Regions from separate parts of the Homo sapiens genome. Here region 1 is linked to region 2. Evidence: read pairs that join two places in POLR2A ChIA-PET (ENCODE). Cell type or tissue: HepG2. All regions are shown on one strand. Each heading gives the region's core, and the rest is flanking DNA. Links, peaks and the distances in the headings are about the cores only.

What was found. ChIA-PET counts read pairs that join two places held together with the same protein. Peaks named below come from ENCODE experiments on the same cell type or tissue, not always from the same donor. Only the 100,000 strongest peaks of a DNase experiment are listed, where the experiment ranks them.
Region 1: POLR2A ChIA-PET joins it to region 2 with 6 read pairs; 7 of 35 experiments call an interaction of 5 or more read pairs at or near these places.

The regions. Positions count from the first base shown.
Region 1 is chr14:75,702,312-75,719,362 of GRCh38, reverse strand. TTLL5 (tubulin tyrosine ligase like 5) reads right to left here. Exons shown (of 32, transcript NM_015072.5): 8 at 12,276-12,345; 9 at 11,656-11,740; 10 at 1,401-1,502. Among named protein-coding and RNA genes, the nearest start is that of TTLL5, 50 kb to the right of the region's middle. RefSeq lists an enhancer at 7,375-7,484. In HepG2, for the core only: no CTCF peak of the experiment used is centred there; no DNase peak of the experiment used is centred there.
Region 2 is chr14:75,649,323-75,651,822 of GRCh38, reverse strand. ERG28 (ergosterol biosynthesis 28 homolog) reads left to right here. Exons shown (of 5, transcript NM_007176.4): 4 at 1-52; 5 at 189-2,032. The coding sequence ends at 268. Among named protein-coding and RNA genes, the nearest start is that of ERG28, 10 kb to the left of the region's middle. In HepG2, for the core only: no CTCF peak of the experiment used is centred there; DNase peaks (open chromatin) are centred at 942 and 1,422; H3K4me3 peaks cover 408 bases.

The DNA.
Region 1 (17,051 bases), core at 3,264-5,763, 64 kb before region 2:
CCACAAAACAACCTCTGATGCCATTTTCAGACCAGAACTGAGTTGGAATGGGTGAGTGAGTTATTCTGGTGCAGCATGCTAATGAAATAACCCCACACAGAATTGCTTTGGCATCTGAAGCAGGTTCCCTCCTCTTTGGCAGTAGATATGGCTTTTCCTGATTTTTTTGAGGTAACACTGAAGGGAGAGTGCACTGGAGTGACAGTAAGAGTGAGGAGGTATACTATTGCTATGGCAGCGGAGTGGCCAATGGCACAGCCTCCCACGAATGTTGGAAGAGCCCCGCAATCTGGAACCTGTGTTTTGCAGCTGTCCCCTCACTCCCTACCACCATCCCACTCTCCACCAATTGTGCCTTTGCTCATCTTTCACAGTGGAGGTATGATCTCTTCAGTCAATGCAAATGCTGCTCACAGGATATTTGCTGAAACCTATATAGCTTCAGCAACTATTCTATCACTTCCAGATTCCTTTCTTTCTTTCCTTGGACCTGCTAGGAACCTATTTTTAGTCTGAGTAGAAAGTAACTATTTGGGTCTCTTTTCCACTTTTCCACTTTCTGGCAAAAATATCGGCATGAAAGAAAACAGAGCAAAAAGAATATTTCCACACAGCTGGGCTAGTACTCCCTTCCACTGAATCCTTTTCTGAGATGGCCTCATTTCTTTCTTTCTTTGATTTTTTCCTTTTCTTTTTCTTGATCATACAAGTATTTATTTTAGAAAAATTTAGAAAATACATAATGGCACAAAGAAGAAAATAAAAATCACCCACTCACAATCCTACCCACTATAGTTAAGCTAAATTAACACTTCGGTACTACTTCTGGTCTTTTTTTCCTCCCCCCTCAGCAAAAATAAGCAGCTTTAGATATCTCATATTCAAGCAAGAAAGTTAAGTTGCATGTGCTATCTGATAACCTGCTTTTTCCACCTACGAATACATGGTAATGAACATTCTTATCACTGATCCTGTGTGTACATCTTTTATTCCTTAAGGTTAAGTTCCTAGAAATGGAACCATGGGGTCAAAGGGTACAGACATTTTTTAAGCTTTTGATATGTTTGCCAAGTGCTGAAATGACCTCATTTCTTAACTTCTAAAACGTTCCATATGCCTATTAAATTCCCATTCCTAAGTCAAGTGAGGGAAGGCAGTGAGGAAGAAAAACTTGTGAAGGCACATTTTGGTAGAGAAAGGTGACACCGTTAACCGGGGAGGCAATGGAGAAGCAGCAGGAGATATGCCTCAACACTGTTATATGACTGACAGATTTCCATAAATGGTACATGGACATTAATGTAAAGTTGTCCTCCAGTGCCACATGTTACCTTTCCACCTCTACAACACCCACATCTGAGACTGACACCTCTGACTTCTGGCTCAGACACAGCCAGTACCTGACGTAATCTCCACTTTTCTTGTTGACACTGTAGTTTGTCAGATGCATGAACTGGTTCCGAATGTTCTTGGCTCCTTGATCATATCGCACAGTTGCAAACCTGATAGAAGGGAAACAGGTTAAATGCCAGGAACAGAGTTTCAAGGAAATACAGGCTGGAACTGAGGATCAATGAGATAATAATAAAGGAGGGTAATATCATTACCTAACAAATACCAAGTGCCTACTAAGTGCTAACTCCCATTCTAAGTGTTTTATAATGTCATACTTAATTCAATCCTTAAAGCAACCCTATGAAGTAGATAATATCGTATCCAAGTTGAAAAACAGATGTGAAAACTAAATGTGGTCTATTAAATAACTTGTTCAAGATCACACCAACTCCAAAACCCATGGACTTAATCACAACAAGACATTGCTTCTCTTATATAGAACATTACACCAATAGGAAGAATGAAAATTGAAAATATAGCTATTTACAACCTGGGAAATTGTGTGTAGGATACTGTGAAAGATGCAGCATTAGCTGGTCCAGAAATAACAACTGGCTGGGCATGGTGGCTCATGCCTCTAATCTCAACACTTTGGGAGGCCGAGGCAGGAGGATTGCTTGAGCCCAGGAGTTTGAGACCAGCCTAGGCAACACTGCAAGACCCTATCTCTACAAAAAATTAAAAAATTAAGCAGGCGTGGTAGTGTGCACCTGTAGTCCCAGCTACTTGGGAGGCCAAGGTGAGAAGACTGCTTGAGCCCAGGAGACAGAGGCTGCAGTGAGCTGTGATCGCACCACTACACTCCAGCCTAGGCAACAGAAACACCGACTGAGTGCCCACACAGTGCCTGGTACTATAGCATTCAATGAAAAAAAAAATAAGCAAAAAGAAAAAATGACAGCACAGCTATATGTAGGCTTAGAGCTGACATCCATAGAAAGAATAGAACTGATCCATAATACTCATTTAAAAAGAATGATAATGACAGCATTAACAGCAGACAAAGCAAAACGGCATAAATATGGGCACAGTGCAAGAGACTTAGTCCTGAATTTGAAATGAAGGCAAAAGAGGAATTAAACATGGAGCCCACTGAAAACAGGGTAGCAATTTGATATCCCGGACTGTTGTCAAAAGAAGACCAAAGTATAAAATACATGTGCCTCTGAAGGAAGTAACCAGGGAAAGAGAGAACTTTCCAGTGATGCTCAATATCAACAAAAGGATGCTCAGTATCAACAAAAGGACACTCAAGGCGAATGGTTATGGTAGATATCAACCCCTGTTTACATACCACTGTAACCATATCACCCTTCACTAGAGTGGTTTTCCCAAGAGGCATATCCAAGTGTGTGAAAAAAAAAAGAAGGCCACAAGTTTATTTTCATATGACTTACAAATTATTTACATATGCTTACTCAGACTATGAAGTCAACATGAATTTTCACCACATTAAAGGTCAGCATTAAAAAACTTTCCTCTTCTCTGTTTCTTCTCATCCACCCACTATCTCCACTCCCTAATTCCCTGTACCAGAAATATACAAGAGCCAAAGAAAGAATAGTGAAAAGAAAAAAAACCCCAAACCCAAAAAACTAAAATAAACAAACATGAGGCTAGGAAAAAGGATGTGGACAAAGAGAAAATGATGACTAGGCTAAAAGACAAGAGTTTGATGAGCATTATTATGTCTGTGCTTGAGAAGGACCCCAGATTTTCTAGAAACTTCCAACTTCCAGTAGTTATCACTTAACTTCTAGCCATGTCACACCCCAGTGCCCTGGTGAGTAACCCTTGCCTATGCATCCCAATCTTCCTCTAATAGATTGTCCAAGCAAGTTGCAGACTGTCATTCTCTGAATTCTTGTGAGATGCAAAGGGGCCCCGTGCTGGCTGCCTGCCTCAGCCAGACATTACCTCAAGGTGACATCCCTCCTGTCATCCTCTCCCCTCAAAGAACAATGAATTAGAAGGAGGGGAAAGCTTCTGCTTCAGAAAAAGAGGCTTTTCATCTCTTGTAGTTACTACAAGTACTTGATCTAACTTGGTCAACATGAAAAGCCTGACAAAAGTCTGTGGTGAGCTGGAATCGGGTACCAACACATTTGTCATTCCTATATTCTTTTTTTCAAGAGGGCTGCACATCTAAAAAAAAAAAAAATCATGTTTCTTCTTCCTAATCTTCCTTTTCACTGGAGCATTTTATTCTGAACCCCAGCAAGGATAAGATTTCTAATATCAAAGCGTGGAATTCTAAACTGAGTGTATGAAGCAGAAGCAGCAAAAATTAAAGTGAAACAAAAAAGCTTAAAGGAAAAGTTCCCCTGAAGGGTGAAAGTGCTCCACTCCATATCTCCCTCAGTCTAGTGGGGAACATACACTATGGAGAGAAAAGGTGTGCATGTTCATCTTTCCTCCTACCCCAGTAAGAGCTTATAGCTCTCACTAAAATCCATAGTAAATAAGCCATCATCATCATCTGACCACTATTTTCTTTTTTATTGTCTAGACCACAGGTCACATTAGTCTTGAATGTGACCTACTGGTCAAGTTCTGATTAACCTACAAAAGCTTTGTTTTTTCTTTTAAACTTTAATTACCTGAACAACATATAAAAATCAGACCTTCCTTCTTGCAGCCCAGGGGTAGCCAGGGCCCACATGAGGAAGATGGTGAGTTACAAAAAAAAAAAAAAAAAAAAAAGGAAGATGGTGAGTAGGGTGGGAAGTCAGCCAGAAGCACAAGGAGGTTTTCTAAGCAGGGAGGCCACCAAATAAGGGTATAAATCCATATAAAAACGGCATCTGAATGGGACAGTGGCCCAGTGGGGTCAGGAAACTGGCCACATACAAAGGAATTGAGCAAATAAATAAATATGTTAAAGATACTGCGAGCCAGATTTCCTGCTGTTGGAAAAGAGATTTTAAAATATGAAAAGCAAAAAACAAGAAGGAACTCTGTAGTTTTGAACTAGAATTGTGCGTACTAGTATAAACTTCTATTTTTCAACAATACATTAGAGACAGATATAGAAATACAGATGTACAAGTGTATATGTACATAAATACATAATTTCCTAACTCTGCTCATGGCCAGGGTCTGAAAGCAGAAATGCCCCAAAACAATGAGCGTATCTAGCACCCAGATATTGATTTCTAAATATTATACTCCAAGAAAAAGCAACCAGTGCTCCTTGGAGAAATGGTTGATTCCAGGGATAGAATAGAGAAAGAACAAGATGAGCCTGAAACATCTTGTGCTCAAAGAATGATAAAGACATGTCAAAAGGACACAAAGCCAGCTTGAGAGGTCTCCCACTGGCCAAATCTGGGACAATTTGAGCATCAAAATAAATCATGATAGTAAAGAATTATAACCCATTAAATAAAACAGGAACGCTTGAGTCTGCATTGGTATAAATAAATAGATGAATAAATAAACGAGAAGATAAAGCTCTTCCTCACAGAAAAATGCCAAGAAATAAAAGTTATGATGGAATTAAAAAATCATCATTTGGCAACTATTACAGCAATAATTCATTAAGGCAAGAAAAATCAATAGATTTTTCTTAAAAATGAGAAATGAGATGAAGAATGAAATTTTACATGATTTAAAGTATCTCCTTATAAAATACTTACTAATTACAAAGGGTAAGACCAAATAATTTTACAGTGGAGGAATCTAGCAGATGACCTAAAGCAAATGGTCAAACACCACTAAATGACTAGCATGTGCCATCACATATAATGCAATGACAAGAATTAGTATCACTTTTGTGGTATTCTGGCCCCAAATGCATTACCTAGGTCTCTTCATGAGAAAATATCAGACAAGCCCAAACTGAGGGACAATCCACAAAATGACTGGCCTGTAATCTTCAAAAATGCTGAGATCATGAAAGTCAAAGAAAGACTAAGGAACTGTTTCAGACTGAAGGAGACTACGGAGACCCGACGGCTAAATACAACATGTGATCCTTGATTGGATCCTTTTGTAATTAAAAAAAAAAAAAATCTTAGGACAATTGGCAGAATTGGAATGAGATCTCTAGACATAGGGTAAAAGGTAATTTTTCATATAATTCTTACAGCTCTGACAACTCTATAAGTTCAAAACGGTTTCAAAATTAAAAGTGTAAAAAAGTGCTTTGTTTCACAGTAAAAATCTACATGTTCAAGCCTCACTTAACAAACCAGATCTGGCAATACCAGTATCAGCTGCTGGCACTAAATAGTAAATGCCTTTAGATGAGACATGTACTCTCCATTCTCCAGTCTCCACTCTTCCTTCAGTGAATGTACTTGTGAGCATTTATGTTAGTGACCTTTGATTTAGACCATCACATATTATCAAATTTCATCTTCTCTAGGTCTGAAGTTTCAACACCATTTCTCTATTAACAATAACCTAAAAGAGCACTATTTACTAGGTACCCCAGGACCAAGTTTGCACATACAACCATTCGTCACTTAACAATGGGGATATGCTCTGAGAAATGCATTGATAGGCCAATTTCATCGTTGTGTGAACATCATAGAGCGTATTTACACAAACCTGGATGGTATAGCCTACTACACACCTAGGATAGATAATACAGCTTCTTGCTTGTAGGCTACAAACCTGTACAGCATTGTACTATACTGAATACTGTAGGCAACTGGAACACAATGGTAAGTATTTGTGTATCTAAACATAGAAAAAGTAATACATTGTGTTATGATGTTACAATGTCACTAGGCGACAGAAATTTTTCAGCTCCATTACAATCTTATGGGATACCATAGTATATGTGGTCCTTCCTTGCCCATTGTTATAAAGCACATGACTACATGACCACACTTATCCTAATGTAGACCAAAATTTACACGATGGAGTCAGTCTTGTATCTCCCTCTTAATGAGATCAAGATTTAGGAAAGTTCTCACGACAGACCTTTAAGGCTTTGACCTTTAAGCTAACAAAAGGTGGGAGAGTTCCTACTTTCTTTGTTAAATTTGAAACCCTAGGTACTATTTTGCAGCCTATTGATGAATATAGAACTATTTGCCGCCCCCTCCCCCCTTTTTAACCACAATGAAAACAAATATGAATTGTTTTGGACAATATCTTTATTTTGACAATAAATTTTTAAATCACAAGTTACATTTCCTTTTCGCTTTCTAATGTTTCTCACTGAGAATCAAGATAGTGATCAAGATAATTTGATCAAGAGAATCAAGATAATTTGTCTAAAAGTCTGAATGTCTGTGTGGAGAAAAGATTTCAATGTTTGGCATATGGTAGGGACTTGGCAAACATTAACTGAAACTGCACTGGAGTTGCTTGCTCCAAGATCTTTACCAATATGGAACCAAAACAAGAAGGAAAGCAGAGAGTTAGTGGGATCTTTTAAACTCTCTTCCCCTATTCAAAAACCAGTTTGTTCTTCTAAGAATATGACCCCACATGTTCTTTTTTTTTTTTTTTGTCCTGCTGTTTTCTTAAAAACTTTTTTTTGATACCAATATCTTCTTATGGTCAGAGTCACAGGCATTCTAGATGTAGAAGCTTAACATCCTCTTTGGTAGTTATATTTTCTGACAAACATTCACTACAAATGTACCAAGAAAAGAGAAGGCCAGCCTCGACCTCGCTGTGGCACATGAGTTATCCTTCAACAGGTGTAGGCATTTTGAGTCAGAGAGGCCTGGACAATGAAGAGACAGCACCTCAGGCAGCCTTGCCAGGAGCCACTGGGTTTCATCCTGGCCTGACCCAGAAAAATCTTATGGAAGAGAACAAGAGGCCCAAGAGCTCTCTGATCTGCTGTCAACCAGCTGCAGCCGGGAGACTGCCAAAGCGCTGCAGTGACTAGGCAGCGCCCTACAGAGCCGTCTGGGAGGGGATTACCAGCCTGATCCCTTGTCTTTAGAGCCAGAAATGACTCAAACTTCACAAACAGCAAGGGCCTGCCAGGGAGGGTGACAATGAGCACTGGAAAGGGTTTTCTCCCCCTTGTTGGTGTCTCTTCCCCCCTACTTGCTGCTGTGGCAGATTCTGGACAGTGTGCAGCCTGTGAGGTAATCTGAATTCCTTGGCAACCAGCAAGTACCTGAATTCTTTCAAAACCACAGGAATCCAGCAGAGAAAAGGTAAATATCCCTGCAGAGCCAGTGTTAATTAGCAAGGAAGGCTACTGAAGAAGGAACTGGGGGTGGGGAGAAAGGGAAAGGCACTACAAATGTTTTGGGGTCTTTTCTGAATTTCCACTGAATAATATGGCTGAGGCAGAAAAAAGGCCATTCCAACCGGGACCTTCCCAGAATCCTCTCTTCCCACCTCCGCCGCATGGGTGGAACTCAGCTCCCTGGATGGATACTTGCATGCCCCCCAAGTTGCTAGAGCTGCCTATCTTTGGGTCTCTGGCAACATATTTAGTTTTTAACTCCATTTTGTTTTAATTTTTTTGAAATTTTTATTTTTCCTGTTTCAGTGAAAATCTGGCTATTAGCTTCATCTCAGAAAGGGCTCTGTCAACTCATCTAAACCCAATACTGGATCCACCTAAAGCTGTAAAATCCAGGACAAAATCTTTTTGGAGTCCACCCCTGACAGGAAAAAGAATCTGCACCATTTTGGTAGAGCATAGCACCCCTCTGTGGAAACTGAGTGTCCCCTGGTGGTGCAAAACAGCAACACGCAAGTAAAATTCAAAAGCACAGGGGACCTCTGAGGGCTACTGTGGGAATCACAAAAAGCTGCACCCAAATACCAGGGGGACAATTGCAACACTTCTTCAATACTATACCCACACATGAGAAAACAGTGAGAGCTCTCCCACTTCTTATGTTAATAAAACAATAAGGACAACTGAAAACACTCATCTATACAGAAACTAGGGTTTTCACGAATTTAATTTTGTGTTAAAAAATTTTACACAAAATAACTTATATCACAAAACTGTCTTGTGAAATGAATTTAATCTTTCTGTCGCCTAGTATTAATTTGAGGTCCAAAACAGAAGTGATAGGGTGTAAGGGAATTCATTTCTAAAGAAGGAAATGAATTGTATTTGCCTCCTGTTCCGTCTCTTTAGGAAAGATTATGGTTTTTCTTGTTGAGCCTCAACGTAACCCAATAATCTCATCCCAAACTGATGATCTTCAGTTATGTCTACATAAATTACATGTGGCCCAAGATAACTAAAAGCTGCAGATCTGGAGATGCTACAGACTATCGACATAGTTGAACAGACTCTGAGGGTTACAACAAAGCAAGTGAATGTCAAGATACATAATTAGTGAAGACACAAGAACTTAGGCACATTGAAATTACTGCACGGAACAATGTGCCCTCGCAGGACTCCCGCAAACAGTGCATCATATTGCCATGCGTTATGCTTTTGTAAAGCTTTGATAAAGCTTTTATATTCACCTACACTTTCAGGTAAACCTAACCAAAGCCCTGAAAATTCATGTGGCTTTCTGGTTCTACTTGGTCTGAGTTTTTTAAAAGCTGTTTTTCTAATTATTCTGTGAAAAAACATCCATTGTGTGTGTGTGTGTGTGTGTGTGTGTGTGTGTGTGTGTATAAATTTTTTTGTTTCTGCTGGAAGCAAAAGGGTTATACTTAATTCAGTAGATTCTGACTTCCAACACACAACCAGTAGCCAAAGCACTTGCATATTTGTAGTAAATTCTATAATAAACATTGGTACTGTTGTTCTCATGTTGTGCTCTGAACCAGAAAGGTCTTAAAATTATGCCAAATTTTACCCATAGAGAGGGCTGTTAATATTGTAGGTGAAAATATCTTTGGAATATTAAGCAAAACATATTGCTATGATGTCCTTGAGAAACAGTGAAGCACAACCTCCATCTCTTTTCTCTATTCCCAAAGTCCAATTTTTGGCAGGACATAATCAGTTTCTAAAACTTGACACAGGAGAGAAGTGAAGGTGAGGATGAGCAGAGGAAGGAGAATGATGAAACTCATAACACAAAAGAGAGAAAGCTCAGAAGTCTCAAATTATAAAGCTGAAAATCCTCAGAACCTTGCATATCTGAGAAGTCAGGACTGTATTTTACCATCATTTTGTTTTAAATAATATAGGGAATAGGCTTTTTCTTGGTCTTTTTTTTTTTTTTTTTTTTTTTTTTTAATGAGATGGGGTCTCACAATGTTGCCCAAACTGGTCTTGAACTCCTGGCCTCAGGCAATCCTCCCGTCTCGGCCTCCCAAAGTGCTAGGATTACAGGTGTGAGCCACCACGCCTGGCCAGGAATAGGCTTTTATACCTAATTTTGTATAGTGATACTTCAAAACGTGAGAGCACGTGTGTCTACAAATATTATCGACAATTTCTTTCCTATAAAAACCTGATTAGAGCTAGTAGTCAGCTCATGTTCAGATGCCTGGTCCAGCCCTTTATCTAATAACTGCGAGATGTTTCAGTTCTTCCCTTTCTCAATTTTCAAGGAAGAGGCCAGAACTAGGGAGTTTTGGTAGTCTCCAATGTTCCCAGGGCTCAAACTCAAAATCTCAGTTAAGAATATGACAGGACTTATAAATGCTGTGACTGCCACCTAGAGGCGAACGGAACACAGAGCTCCACCAGCGAGGTTTGGTTAGTCTGCTCTCACTGATTTCAAGTCATAGGATACATGTGAAAAAAACTAAGTCTCTAAAATCATTAAAAGACCATTCTAAAATAATAGTTGTCAGAGTACAATAATATCTGTCAAAGCACCTGTACATAAATAGGTAGCCTTCTTTTATCCATGGTATTTCCCATCTTCCAATTGCATTTTCTAAAATACAGAAACATACACAGACCAGGCTTTTTTAGCTTGTCGTGACCACTCACAGATGCAAATCACCTCCTAAACTGCTATGCTTTATAACAAGCTTGTCCAACCTGAGGCCCACAGGCTGCATACAGCCCAGGACAGCTTTGAATGTGGCCCAACACAAATTTATAAAGTTTCTCAAAATATTATGAGTTTTTTGCAATTTTTTTTAAGCTCATCAGCTATTGTTAGTGTATTTTAGGTATGGCCCAAGACAATTCTTCTTCCAATGTGGCCCAGGGAAGCCAAAAGATTGGACACCCCTGCTCTATATCAAAGGCACTACGCATAAAAAGAACTTCAGGGCAAACTAGTTGGCTAATACAAAAATTTAGTTTTGTTGGGGGGAAGAACACAGCATAGTAGTTACATACTTATTTTAAACAATTTAAAGGGTTTACAAAAACAATTACCTGTAAAATTCTGTGGCTAGAGGAAACAAAACTTCAAAATATAACAACTTGAACTTAATCTTGTAAGTCACATTACCTTAAAACTTAGAAAGCACCTCAACAGGCCAGGTGTGGTGGCTCACACCTGTAATCCCAGCACTTTGGGAGGCTGAGGCAGGCGGATCACGAGGTCAGGAGATCGAGACCATCCTGGCTAACACAGTGAAACCTCGTCTCTACTAAAAATACAAAACATTAGCCAGGCATGGTGGGGGGCACCTGTTGTCCCAGCTACTCAGGAGGCTGAGGCAGGAGAATGGCGTGAACCTGGAGGCAGAGCTTGCAGTGAGCCGAGATCACGCCATCTCAAAAACAAACAAAAAAAAGCACCTTAACAAAAAGAGAACAATGTATGTACAACCACTGTAAAGTAACTTGCATGTTAAGGAAAAAAAAAAAAACCCTCAATTAATACCTTCCAAATATGAGAGGGCATGAAATTGTCTGAGCCCTGAGCTCTGGAGTCAGATCCATGAGGTCAAATCCCCATTCCACTTCTCCCACCTCTAAATCTGTTTCCTCAACTGCAAAAATGCATCAACTAAAAGGTTGTTGCGAGGATGAAAATAAATGCCTGGCATATAATAGGCAAATACAGGTAGGATTTTATTTTTCTTTCTACATCTATCCTGAAGAATAACAGCAAATTATCTTAATATCCTAGGAGCTTCATAACAATTGTCACTGCAGGAAAATACCATATGATCCTGGATCAGTGCTGGGGAAGATGTTTACACACCTTATGTGTGGACATGCAGTGAGACTACAGACAAATAAGCCTAATTTCTGAAGTTCTTTTTAGGCATACTGGCTTTGATGTTATAGAGCACAGCAGTTGAGGAGGTGGATTGCATCTGTAAGCAGTAATGACAAGTAAAAATAGCATGATCTGATTTAATAAACTTGTTAATGGATCCACTCTTAATATACCCACCCTTAATATACCCACCCAACCCCTTCACCCCCAAACAGCTTCTTACCTAGCCAATCCTTCTTCATAGAGATAGATGACAAGAGGATCATAGGAAGTCACGAGCACATAGAGGCGCACGTCAAACTTGAAATCTAAAAAAAAAAAGTTTGTATTCACAAAAAAAAACTAAGTTCATTTGTTTCCTGTTACAGAATAAACAACGAAACCAAGAAACATGAAAGAAAGAACATTCCTACACTCCACATGAAACACACACTGCTCACACACCTTGACTTCGGAGGATAACTAATAATTATACTATATAATTGTACCGTATACATATTATGTATATAGTACATAATAAAAACCGTATAATGTATATATACATTAATATAACTGTAATGTATATATAATGCATATGTGTGTCATTTTCATATATATTAATTACTGCACAATTTTCATACATATACTACTATATAACCTATAAAGCACTTTCTCTTATATTGTCTCATTTCACCTTCAGATAAATCCCGTGAGATAGGTAAGGAACCTGCTGCCTTTCTGGAGCCACACATGTCAAGAATTTCACAACAGTATAATAAAGACTTACTAGAGAAGGCTATGAAAAGCTTAAAAAGTTGAGCAAAAATCTGGCCCAATTTGGTCAAGGGCCTAATCACAACTCACCATCTATGAGCAGGGGGTTGTTAATGTAACGGGAGACCAAAATGTTCTCTTCCAGGGAGATCTGGTTTGGCTATTGAGTAAAGAGAAAGAATGAAAGAATAGAAATACACAGGAATCCTAATTTACAATAAGGGAGCAAAGTTCTTAACCTTTAAAGAAATGGTAAGGTGGAAAACTAAAATTCTGGTTAAAGTTTCCTCCAAGGTACCCATATATTCAGTTGGCCATATAATATCACTTCTATAACACTATAGGCATCCAATTACGATGCAGGAAAAATAAATTTACACAGTACCTCTCACATAATAAATAATAAATAAATAAATAAATAAATAAATAAGCCTAATAGCCTTAAAGATGTATATACATGATATTAAATAGTTACCTGCCAAGAAAATAAGAGCCACTTTAAAAATAAATGAAAACTTGCTTTCTCCCTGAAGTATAATGGAAATTTAAAAATACTACTACTATTCTTAAATGAAGGCTTTCATTAACATGTTTGGAGAACTTACAGATCCACAATGGATCCTAGCATTTTCTCTGTAAAATGAGATAGGTGTTTAATTGATTCACTTAAGGGTATTTGCTAAGCAACTGTATGCAAAGAGTGAATAAGGTCTTTAAAAGATTTCTTCAATGAAAAACAGTTGTTTATACAATAAATAGAAAAGTACTGTGGACACTGCATATGGCACTGGGGATACCATGATGAACATAACACATATAATCTCTGCCTGGCAGATTTAAGATTCAGTAAATCCCTATCCCTGAAAAGTTTAATATTTAGGTAGAGGAACAGCAAAATATAGAATTTAAAAGAACACAAAGCAGCATTTCTATAAATACAAGATGCCAGGTTACAAAGTTAAAGTGCAGACCAATCAGGTGGGACCAGTCAGGGAAGACTTGTCCCAGAAGAGTAGATGCAGAAATGAGTGAAGGCTGGGAAGCACATGGTGGAGAAGAAAGGAGCCCATCATCGGAAGATGGCACGCACCAAGCCCAGTAGAAAGGAGGGTGGGCCGATTCACAGACCTGGGGCTAAAAGACTGAACTGGGAAATTATGAAAGACATGGTTAAACAATGAGGAGGGAGGTACCCTACTGACAAAGGGATTTGAACCCCTGGCAAAGGGAGTTTATATTTAGCATGGTGGGAAGCAGGAAATTATTGTGGATTCTAGATTAAGGAAACAGCAAGATTAAAATATCTGGGAGAAAAAAAAAAACCTTCACATGTGATTAGATAAAGCTGGAAGTCACCACAATCCATGTAGGACAAAAGGGCTCCAAAAGGGAAGTGGTAGTGATAATAATTAGGTTGATAATAGCTACAGTAAAGGCAACAGAAATAACCATCAACATTTGCAGACACAAAATTTAACAAATGTACTAAACACGTGGATGTGCCAAGTGCTGTTCTAAGTCTGTTCACAGGATTATTTCATTTAATCCTCACCCAACCCCATGAGGCAGGTATATCACCATCCACATTTTATAGATTAAAAAAGAATCAGAGTGGGTTAGGGACCTGCTCAAAGTCACGGAGCTAATAAGCAATAGAGCAGCAACGGAATCCAGGGAGTCTTCCTCACAGGCTTCGCTTTTAGGCTTTATTCTTACCTCTTCCCAATATTCTGCTCTCAAATTTAATTGTCCCCCAAATTCAAAAGTTTGTCTTTATAACAATGCATTTCCTACCCTCAATACTACTACTGTTTTTCATATGATAATTTTGTGACCTATAACATTATACACAACCAGTATGAGCAGCTCTGAAGTCAGAATGAGAGTCCTCTCTCAGTTCCCACTGCTGCTATCTCAAAGTCAGAACACAGCTTTCACAACCCATCTCTACGCATCATAGGAACACAATGACATCATTACTGATTCATCCCTAATGAACTTCATCATCCATACCATTTCCTGACTCCCTTACATTTCTTGATCAGCTTCTCGTAAGTACTATCTCCATTTTGAATCTGCTCAATGAGAATTGATGCAATCACTATACAGCTGCAGGCTATGTTGTAAACGTAAAATCAAACAATCACAGCTCTCTTCCTACTGAGTAGAACCTATAGGCTACAATAAATATCTACTCACCCAACTTTTCTCCACAGCAGAGAATATGCTGATAGTGGTCATCATTCCATGACACATCTAACGCCCATGCCCATTTCCTCTCCTCCCTTGCTCACCATACACATTTATCCTTTGAGTTACACGTAACATAAACCCTTACAATATTTAGGTAACTTTACTATGTGTTCTATTGTCTTTATCCCTCACTTCTATCCGCATTGGGAATTAAACTGTAGACTCCCAGAAGAAAAGAAAGGTTTGGATATAGTTTCTTTGCACAGCGTTACAGACTGAAGAGCAACTAAGAAAAACTTTTTGATATCTTCAAGCCTGTTTCCTTTCATCAATCCCCAGTTAACTCATTTCAAATTATTCCAATTCAAAGCTCAAACTGCCTCCCAAAGAATGCTGAAGTAGGAATCTGAATTGTTGGGAAAGTTGGAAACACATCTTTCTTTTCTAAGACAGCATCTCATTTCTTCGCCCAGGCTGGAGTCCAATGGTGTTATTTCAGCTCACTGCAACCTCCACTTCCTAGGTTCAAGCAACTGCCCTGCCTCAGCCTCCCCAGTAGTTGGGATTACAGACACGTACCACCATACCCAGCTAATTTTTGTATTTTTAGTAGAGATGGGGTTTCACCATGTTGCCCAGGCTGGTCTCAAACTCCTGGCCTCAAGTGATATGCCCGCCTCAGCCTCCCAAAGTGCTGGGATTACAGGCATGAGCCACTGCGCCTGGCTGGAAAGGTATCTTTCTAAATGGACCTTAAGGTTAAAGCTCATGGTATCTGTTAAGTCATTGTAAAGGAGAATGATATAGTGGTTAAGAGTGTCTATGCTGGAATCATCTGGACCTGAGTTACAACCTTGACTCTACCACTTATTAAGGAAATAATAACTACCTCATAGGGTTCATATATGGATTAAGTGAGATTATGTTTAGAAAGGACAGTGGTAGGCTCAATAAACATTAGTTATTATTACTGCAAACTTAACAGAATATATGTGGTTCTAATTACAAAGTCCCACAGCTCAACAGCATTCATCACTACCTGCTGCATGCCATTCTACTCAGAGTACTGAGTGGTACTATTATGAAAATTGGAGATACATAATAATTAGGAGAATTTCTCAAAAGCTTTTAAGGAGTGACAACACAGTAGGCACTCCTGAAATACTTGTTGAGCAATGAGAAAAACAAAGGGAACCTAAGATAAAAACACATAAACAAACAGAAACAAGAGAGTACAGAATTATATTCACGAATATAGGAGGGACTAGAGTGACCTAACACTCTCCTAACATGTGAAAGTCTCAGAGAATGTATCAATACTGTATTTCCCATGGATCATGTGTGAGACAAGAATGAGTAAACTTGACTTCCATAATCAAATTCATACCTTAATCAGAAAACACCCATTCTTTCCCCTCCTTGCTTTGAATATACTAAATTGGGAAAATATGGCATTTAGTCATGGTTACTGAAGGAGTGGAGCAAACACAGCTTTGTTCCTTTATGCTGTATTTCTAAAGAGCACATCCTTATGAGACCACGTTAGCCAACCGAGATGTTTCCATCTGTGGTCCACACTTCTCTTTTCAGTGTTACATAAAAGTGATGCTTTTGCTATCCTTTATCTCGTTCTCGTAATGGTAAAAGTTGCTATTTGCAGAGAGTTTCCAAAAGGTTATGACTACTATAGGGAAGTTTTAGTAAGTGGCCCTCTCACTCCAGTGGGAAGAGAGGGGAAGATATTTTCATTTGGCCCTCACACCAACTCCATCCCCACTGCCTAAATCCCTCACTCACTCACATTAGTTCTGCTCCCAGACCCTCTGCCTCAGCATTCCCTCTCCTCACCCTCCTGCTTAAATCTAAAAGGAAAGCAGGCAGCAGCCTTGGAAAGAGTTACTTCATCCAGTTGGCTAATGGGTCACATATTCCATGGGAAAGGATCCAGGCATGGAAAAGAGGGGATGGTTATGCCTTTTGTGTAAGGAGAGAGAAGAGTATTAACAACATGGTTTGCAGGTCTGGGTAAAAGGTGGTAAAATTCCAGTTTTGGGGTAAAACAGGAGTATTTTCCCATTATGTCCGCATGTTGCCAGCTCCCCTCATGCCTCCTGGCATCCTCCCAGGCTTCTGTCTGGCACTTCCACTAAATACCTAAAAGAATCAGACTCATTCCAAAGCTTCACAAAGAGGGAGGGGGAAGGCAAAAGGTCCTGCCAAGTACTTTGATCTATGCAGGGGGTCTCAAAGGATTCAGCCCAGGGAGAGGTGGGAGGGAGAAAAAGACTCTTACATAGCCTGCCAAACACATTCTCTAAGACATGTCACCCCACTGAGATTCGGCATCCAGGGAAGAGTTAGGGCGCAGGGTTCTCGGCTCCACCAAGGAAAGTTTAACTTTTCTATCCTTTATGATGCTAGCTTTAAAATAACAAATCACTAGGGCAAAAAAGCATTCCAAAAGAAAAAAGTCCCAGATGAGCTGGGAATAGATCCTATTCTTTTTGACTCATATCTAAGAAAATAAAAAGCAAACTTGTACCATAGCTGACTTTCAATAGCAATTCCATTTGGCAGCTAAAACCTAAACCCAAACTAGTGCCGTCTATGAGATTCAAACAACACTGGAGCTCCTGGCACAGAGCTGAAGGAAAAGCTGTTGGAGAGGGGCCT
Region 2 (2,500 bases), core at 1-2,500:
TATGGAACTGCAGCTCCCACGATTGGCGTCCTGGCACCCCTGATGGTGGCAAGTAAGCATCCAACCACCCTAGACCTCCTACAGGAGCTGTGCCAGCTCTAGAGCTAGTACAGAGGGTGGACACAGGAGAGAGAGAGAAGAAAGGTACCGTATGTATGTTAGTCACTAGTCTTTCCTCTGTATTTAAGGTTTCTCCATCCTGGGTATGCTGGTCGGGCTCCGGTATCTAGAAGTAGAACCAGTATCCAGACAGAAGAAGAGAAACTGAGGCCAGCATTATCACCTCCAGGACTTTCTCGTTTTCCACCTTGGCCATCTTCTTCCTTCGTCGTCTCTCCTCTTTAATTTCTTTTCTATTCCATCATCTGCCCTTTTATTCACTTTTAGCCTCTTTTTTTAATTTTTAAAATTTAAAGATATGCATACTGAAAAGTATATAACATGTACGTACAATTTAAAGAATAATTTTAAAGTGAATACTACGTAACTCCATCCAAGTCAAGAAATTGCCAGCTTCTCGGAAGCCCACTGTGTCTCCTTCCCCTACCTGCAACCTCTTCCAGGCTCCCTTTTCCAGCCTTCCCCTTTTTCCCTTTTATTTTCATGCCTTGATTTGACTTGTGTGGTGGGAACATGTGAACTATGAAACTTAAACCTGCTGCCCACCCAGAGCAGCTGTGACCAAGGGCTGCCTCAAGGGGTTGTCCACGCAGGTTGGGCTCCTCTCTGCTGCTGGACCCAAGACTCTGAACCTTCCAAGGGACAGGCAGTTCTTCTAAGAAGGGCTCCCCTGTGTGTGAGCAAGACCACAGCTCTCCTTCTATCTACAGATGCATGAGGGTTGGAAGAGTCTGGGCTGTTTTTAGACCTTCTGGTCAGCTGTATTTGTGTAACAACTTTTGTAATAAATAGAAAAACCCTCTGCTCTGATCAGTTCTTGTACTTTGACCTCTGCTAAGACAAGAGCATGGCTGCCTCCTCTGAGCCCTAGGAGAATCACAGCTTTATGCCTGATTGAATACACCATAGTGAGTAGGACAGCTCATGACACAGGTCAGCCTGGCTGCCTCCGGCTCCTTACTGTCATTTGCTCATTCCTCTTGTATTCTTGAAGTCAAATCTTCTTTTTTCTCACCTTCAAGAGTCTGCGTTCACAACTAAACACTAAGTGCCCTTTCTTATTTCCTCCTAAAGAAGAAACAGATTCTTGAGAGAGCAGAGACAAAAAAATAGAACTAGGCAGCATAGATGAAACAACTGCATGACATGGGAAGAAGACAACTAAACCCCGAGGAGAATGCACTGGAATGGACAGTTGCTCTTAAACCCTACCCAGAGGGCCTCCCCCAGCTGGACCCTCATACACAGTGTGTGTATCCAAAAGGCCATTGCTATTTCAGCAAATATTTGTTGAGTACTTCTCCATGCCGGACACTTGGGAAAGAGAAATGAACGACACAGGCAATGCCCCTGCCCTGTGGGCCTTATATTATAGTCAAGGTAACAGAATCAACAAGCCAACACAAAAATAAAGAACTTCAAATAGGGATAAGAACTCTAACAAACACAAGGTATTTTGGTCAAGAAGGAATGTGGGGTGGGCAGTGGGGAACGTAACTTAAATTAGATCATCAGAAAGTCCTCCCTGAGGAGATGGGATTTTTTTGTTTTTTAGAGACAGGGTTTCACTCTGTCACCCAGGCTGGAGTGCAGTGGCACAATCACACCTCACTGCAGCCTCAACTTCCTGGGCTCAAGTGATCCTCCTGCATCAGCTTCCCAAGTAGCTGGGACTACAAGTGTGTACCACCACATCCAGCTAACATTTTTGGGGGTGGGAAGAGATGGGGTCTTACTATGTTGTCCAGGCTAAGAGGTGGGATTTGAGCTGAGACTTGAATGCCCAGGAGTTAAATGTCTTAAGATATGGAGCAGGCCGTTAGAAAGGAGGGAGCAGCAACTGGAAGGTAGAATAGTCTTATTCAAGGAATAAGAACTATGTAATCACAGCATGGTGAAGAGTTAGGAAGTGAAAGAAAAGGTCAGAAAAGGAGGCAAGGGGCTTATAAGGGTGTGATAAGAAGCTTGATGTTTACACTTAAATACATTGGGAATTCTCTTATCAGTTAAGTCTCTTTAGGTGAAAGGACAAAACCTACCTTAAACTAGCTTAAACAATAAAGATAGCTGGCTCATATAACTGAAAAATTACAAGATTAGCTTCAGGAAGGGTTTGATCAAGACTCCAGCTCCATTTCTTTACGATTCTTTCAGCACTACCTATGTGTGCTGGCATCCTCAGGCTGACTTCTTTTATGGTACCAAAGTTGGTTGCAGAAATTCCAGGCCTCATATGCCCAGAACACTGTATCTAGAAAAATATCTCAATGGTAAGAACTATCTTTTCTTTACTTGTCAGCTATATTGTTAGGAGGCAGTAAAAAAGCAGTGATGACAGTTAATGTTTGAACACAGATCCACATGAAGACCTTATGAAAGG